Linked DNA regions of Homo sapiens: region 1 is linked to region 2. Evidence: chromatin loops called from intact Hi-C (ENCODE). Cell type or tissue: heart right ventricle. All regions are shown on one strand. Each heading gives the region's core, and the rest is flanking DNA. Links, peaks and the distances in the headings are about the cores only. Region 1 overlaps NIN (ninein). Region 2 overlaps NEMF (nuclear export mediator factor).

Evidence for each region. Peaks named below come from ENCODE experiments on the same cell type or tissue, not always from the same donor. Only the 100,000 strongest peaks of a DNase experiment are listed, where the experiment ranks them.
Region 1: it touches region 2 in a loop (5-fold over the local background); 2 of 110 quality-filtered maps call a loop at or near these places.

Annotation. Positions count from the first base shown.
Region 1 is chr14:50,733,441-50,736,360 of GRCh38, forward strand. It overlaps NIN (ninein), which reads right to left. Exons shown (of 31, transcript NM_020921.4): 28 at 2,076-2,177. Among named protein-coding and RNA genes, the nearest start is that of SAV1, 67 kb to the left of the region's middle. In heart right ventricle, for the core only: no CTCF peak of the experiment used is centred there; no DNase peak of the experiment used is centred there.
Region 2 is chr14:49,813,389-49,816,308 of GRCh38, forward strand. NEMF (nuclear export mediator factor) reads right to left here. Exons shown (of 33, transcript NM_004713.6): 17 at 1,366-1,469; 18 at 600-662. Among named protein-coding and RNA genes, the nearest start is that of NEMF, 38 kb to the right of the region's middle. In heart right ventricle, for the core only: no CTCF peak of the experiment used is centred there; no DNase peak of the experiment used is centred there.

The DNA of each region.
Region 1 (2,920 bases), core at 166-2,665, 920 kb after region 2:
TGAGATGTTCTTTTCAGTGTTCAAATAGAAAAATCCATGCTTTTTCCTTAGCTGTTCGGCTCCAGTGTCAAGAACACTCAATTTTCCTCCTCTGTTAGCAAATATTTACTACTAGGTGGGAAAACAACAAGGGGAAATTGCTTACGATGGCTAATAATGTTAATGGGTGCTGGGTAAAACAGGAACAGGCAGGAGAAGAACTGGTCTCTTGGCAGAGCCTCTGGAAAGGCTCTCACAGTGACTAAGTACACACTGCTACTTTTCAATTTGATACTAGACATATGGGCTTAGTTTTAGACATCTTATTCCTCAGAGTATATAATTATATTTCATCAGAAAAGCATGTCTACATCTAAGTACAGCCCACAGCTCAAAGTTTTGAATGCATTCATTATATTGCTGTTAAAAAAAGAAAAAATGGTTTAGACTTCACTAAAACTTTCATGAATTTCCCCTTTAGTTGATAAATCAGAGAACACAAAATTGACAAACTTCACTGGTGATTTAATGTTAGTGCTATACGTTTGCCCATATTTCACATTAAAAATCAATGCTTGGTGCTTGGTTTTTAAAAGCTACCTTTGCATGTGGCCAGCTTCATAAAAGAAAATACTTAAATAGCTCCATTTCTTCTTTTTCTTCTTTATTTTTTTTTTTTTTTCTTTTTGAGATGGAGTCCGGCATTGTTGCCCAGGCTGGAGTGCAATGACGTGATCTCGGCTCACTGCAACCTCCGCCTCCCAGGTTCAAGCAGTTCTCCTGCCTCAGCCTCCCAAGTAGCTAGGATCACAGGTGCCCACCACCACGCCCAGCTAATTTTTTTGTATTTTTAGTAGAGACAGGGTTTCACTATGTTGGCCAGGCTGGTCTCGAACTCCTGACCTCAGGTGATCCACCTGCCTCAGCCTCCCAAAGTGCTGGGATTACAGGGGTAAGCCACTGCGCCCGGCCCCATTTCTTCTTATAATTCTGGCTTAACAATATGTGTATACACAGTACTTTTTAAGAGCACAAAAAGACAATTTCTACAGGTTCTTCTCTGCCTTACATAAGTCTTATAGTTCACTAAATGTTAGATTAACTAATTTCATTTACCCAAGGTATATCAATGAAATCCTTAAGAAGGATGTACACATAAGTTTGTTATATCCTATAATTAAACTCGGTATTCAGAAAGCAATCTAGAAGACTGGAACTCAAAGTCCAAGCTGACAAGCTAGTTTTACAAATCCATTTTTTTTCTTTTTCTTTCTTTTTGAGACAGGGTCTCTCACTGTCTCCCAAGCTGGAGTGCAGTGGTGTGATCTCAGCTCATTGCTACCTCCAACTCCTGTGCTTAAACAATCCTGTCTCAGCCTCTCAAGTAGCTGGGACTACAGGTACGTGCCACCACACCTGGCTAATTTTTGTATTTTTTTTTTTTTTTGTAGAGACAGGGTTTCGCCATGTTGCCCAGGCTGGTCTTGAACTTCTGGACTCAAGCCATTTGACTGCCTCAGCCTCCCAAAATGCTGGGATTACAGGTATAAGCCACCATGTCCGGCCACAAATACATTTTCATAGTGATCAGATGTACCTCTCACAAGGCAGTCCTGAGTTCTAAATGTAGTAATGAAGAATAGCAGCACTTGAAATTAAAACTTCCAAATGTTAATGCTCTCAAATTTCCCGCATGGATTTCCCAACTGAAGAGGGTGCTAGAGATCAATCATGTCTATAAAATGCTGCAATATAGGAGGGATCAGTGAACTGGTATAAACATGGTGATGGCAAGAGTGCTCAGGGCCCCTTGGCTAATCAGAGAGTCCCTGCCCCCTGAATTTGCAGAGGTACAGGTCTTTGCATTTTAGGTCATCATTATTACTTACTCTGAAAAGCAGTATGGCTTCCTATGGCAGTATAATGAAGCAAAGTTGTCTGTTAAACTTGGTAAGGCGGACCAAAGAATTCAACTTGGCAGTGTACTTAGATTTTCACAACGGGAATTCAATGCCATGTCTAGTCTCTCCCAACAAATACCTCATTCATGGATTAACATATTCTTCATAGCTAAGGCCATCTGCTGAGAAACTTACCTCCATGAGCTGCTCATCCAGTTTTACTTGTTTCTTTTTCAGGCCTTCATTTTCCAAATGAATTGTTTCTAATTCTTGTTCAAGGGAATTCATCTGACTGACCTGTTTAAAAAAAACAAAATATTCCCTTGAAACAGAAACAAAAACACTTGAGTTGTTCTACTTTATTTTGACAAATCTGTGCTTGTCAGAAATCTCAACTCTTGGAAGAAAGCCAAGTTAATTCAGTGACAAACAAATAATACAATTCAGTGTATTGCTTACATTTAAGTAATCTAGTTTTAATCACCTGTCCTCACACAGAATAGATTCCTTAAGGCAGCTGGCTTTTAAACTTGGATGCCACCCACTGTAAGAAATACGTTTTATCTTACAACGCAGTACACACACCCACACATATGTACAGTACATATCACTGAAATATCCTTACCATGGACCATGTACTCTGATATTTTGTAGTATATTAATAAAAAATGCTGGTTTCCATTAAATTGATTTCATTATCCTCTACTATGGATCTGCAGCAGGAAAAATACTGTCTTAATGCAAACTTAAAGGCTTAAAATTGAGAGTACATAAAACCTGATTTATATAACTTTTTAATTTTAAAGATTTCGTGAGTACCTTTTTTTTTTGAGACAGAGTCTCACTCTGTCACCCAGGCTGGAGTGCAGTGGCACAGTCTCAGCTCACTGCAACCTGCGCTTCCCAGGTTCAAGCGATTCACCTGCCTCAGCTTCCCAAATAGCTGGGACTACAGGTGTGCACCACTGCACCCAGCTAGTTTTTGTATATTTTTTTTTTTTAGAGATGGGATTTCACCATGTTGATGAGACTGGTCTCGA
Region 2 (2,920 bases), core at 172-2,671:
TAGAGTATTCTAGAGATGTCTGTTAGATTTAGTTTACAGTGTTGTTCAAGTCTTCCATTTCCTTGCTGATTCTGTGTCCAGTTATTCTATCTATGACTGAAAGTTGGGTATTAAAGTCCTCAACTATTATTGTAGAACTATCTCTCTCTCCCTTCAATTCTGTCAGGTTTGCTTTATGCATTCTAGGGCTCTGTTATTAGCAGCACATATGTTTATAATTGTTACATCTTCTTGATAAGACTGATCCTTTTATCATTACATCTTTTTTTATTAGGTGTGTGTGTGTGTGTGTGTGTGTGTGTGTGTGTGTCACCCAAGCTGATCCTCCCACCTCAGCTTTCTGTAGCTGGGACTACAGGTGCATGCCACTGCACCCAGCTTTTTAAAAAAATTTTTCTAGAGATGAGGTTTCACTTTCTTGCCCAGTCTGGTCTCAAACTCCTGGCCTCAAATAATCCTCACACTTCAGCTTCCCAAAGTGCTGGGATTACAGGCATGAGCCACCACATCTGGCCCTCTATTAAATTTTTGTCTTACAGTCACACTAAAAATATTTTAAAGAAAGGAACAGGAATTCTGAATAGAAAGAAATATATTACCTGTTGGATTCTTAATTACACAGCTAGTAGCTCCATGAAGATCAGCATGTACATAAATGTCTCCTTAAATACAGACAAATAAAAAATGACACTTTAAGTCCTAATTATTCTTTTTTCCTTTTTTTTTTTTCAGATGGAGTCTCGCTCTGTCGCCCAGGCTGGAGTGCAGTGGCACGATTTCAGCTCACTGCAACTTCTGCCCCCAAGGTTCAGGCAATTCTCCCACCTCAGCCTCCCAAGTAGCTGGGATTACAGGCGTGCACCACCACGTCCAGCTAATTTTTTTGGTATTTTTAGTGGAGACAGGGTTTCACCATGTTGGCCAGGCTGTTCTTGAACTCCTGACCTCAGGTGATCCACCTGCCTCAGCCTCCCAAAGTGGCTGAGATTACAGGCGTGAGCCACCACGCCCGGCCAAGTCCTACTTCTAGGTGTGAAAAATGATTGCAAACTTTAACACCACTACAGTAAGCTTTTAAAAATTTGACCTACAATAACTTTGAAGACTGAAAGTTATTCTGTTAATGTAATGTACTGAAAGTCCAACACTGCAGATTAGCTCAGCAATACCATTTTAGGAATATTCACTTAAGAACTAAAAGCATCAAAACACATATGCAACAAACCATGAAGCATCATGCATCAAATCTTTCTACTAGTTAAATCTATCAAACAGAAGAGTATAACAAGAAAATCAATGCCTAATATTGAGATAACTGATCCAAACATTCAAGAGAAAATTTTTCCGAATTTTAATCTTACCTACCTGGTGTCAAGTATCTTTTCACAATTATTTCATTCTGTTGCTGATCTCGTCCACCTATAATTAGATAGTTCTCTGAGCTAATGAACCACAGAAATTTCTCAAACCTATCAAAATGAAAGAAAAAAAGTTAACTTTTCTTTATAGCTGCCTGAATTCATACCCTTTTTGCAAACAAAACAAAACAGGAAGCTATTTAAGACAAGTTGATGGTTTAATTTTTTTAAGGCATCAAGCTTAATTTTACTAAAAACCTATAATACAAATTGCCCTAGGATATTCTTTAGACAGTCTTAGAAAAAAGAAATTAAATTCTATGTTTAAAAAAGTTATCTCCTTACTCCATATAGCCTTCTTAAACTCAACTTCTAACAATAAATTTCATAAAGCAAAAGTATAAAATGTCATATGGTCCTTAGGTTTAGCTTTCTTTTAGTGAGGCACTGAATAGGCTTTAGACCACTAATAAGAAAGAAATGTTGTTTTCCCACTCTGCTCTCAATAAATGAACGTAATTAATCTTTAATATGATATTCTTTACATTTTTTTAAATACAAAAGACCAAAAATTGTCCTTAGGAGGATAAAATTACAACTTTTCTCAAAAGACAAAATAACTTGGGTTTTCATGATTAATACCTGCAAGATAAAAAGTACAGAGTATATTATCTGTATGACATTTAGAAAATGACATGCAAGACAGATGAACATAAATACTTGCTACATTATATATGACTACAGAGATTATCTTCTGTATGATTTAATCCACACTTTTTAAAACTTTTGGTTAAAAATGGTAGACTAAGCACAGATACTTAACTTAAACTCCCTAATATAATAGTGAAAGGACTTTACTATTTTCTAATCTGATTTTTTGATTGGGTAACACATACTCATGGTTGAATAAATTTTTTTACTTATATAAAAAAGGTCAGCTGGACACGGTGCCTCACGCCTGTAATCCCAGCACTTCGAGAGGCCAAGGTGGGCGGATCACGAGCTCAGGAGATCGAGACCATCCCGGTTAACATGGTGAAAACCCGTCTCTACTGAAAATATGAAAAATTAGCCGGGTGTGGTGACAGGCGCCTGTAGTCTCACCTACTCGGGAGGCTAAGGCAAAAGAATGGGGTGAACCTGGGAGGCGGAGCTTGCAGTGAGCTGAGATGGCACCCCTGCACTCCAGCCTAGGCAACAGAACGAGACTCTGTCTCAAAAAATAAATAAATAAAAAACAAAAAATATAAAAAAGATAGTGAGAGATCCTGCATCCCTTCAGTTCCTGTCACTACACCAAAGAGGGAGCCATTGTGACTGGCTTCCTGAGTATCCGTCTCAAGATTCTTTATACATAGAAAAGCTAAAATATTTATCCCAATCTTCTCTTTTTTGTTGCGGGAAGTCAGGGACCCTGAACAGAGGGACCAGCTGGAGCTGTGGCAGAGGAATATAAATTGTGAAGATTTCATGGACATTTACCAGTTCCCAAACAATACTTTCACAATTTCTTACGCCTGTCTTACTTTAATCTCTTAATCCTGTCAATCTTTTGTCCTTTG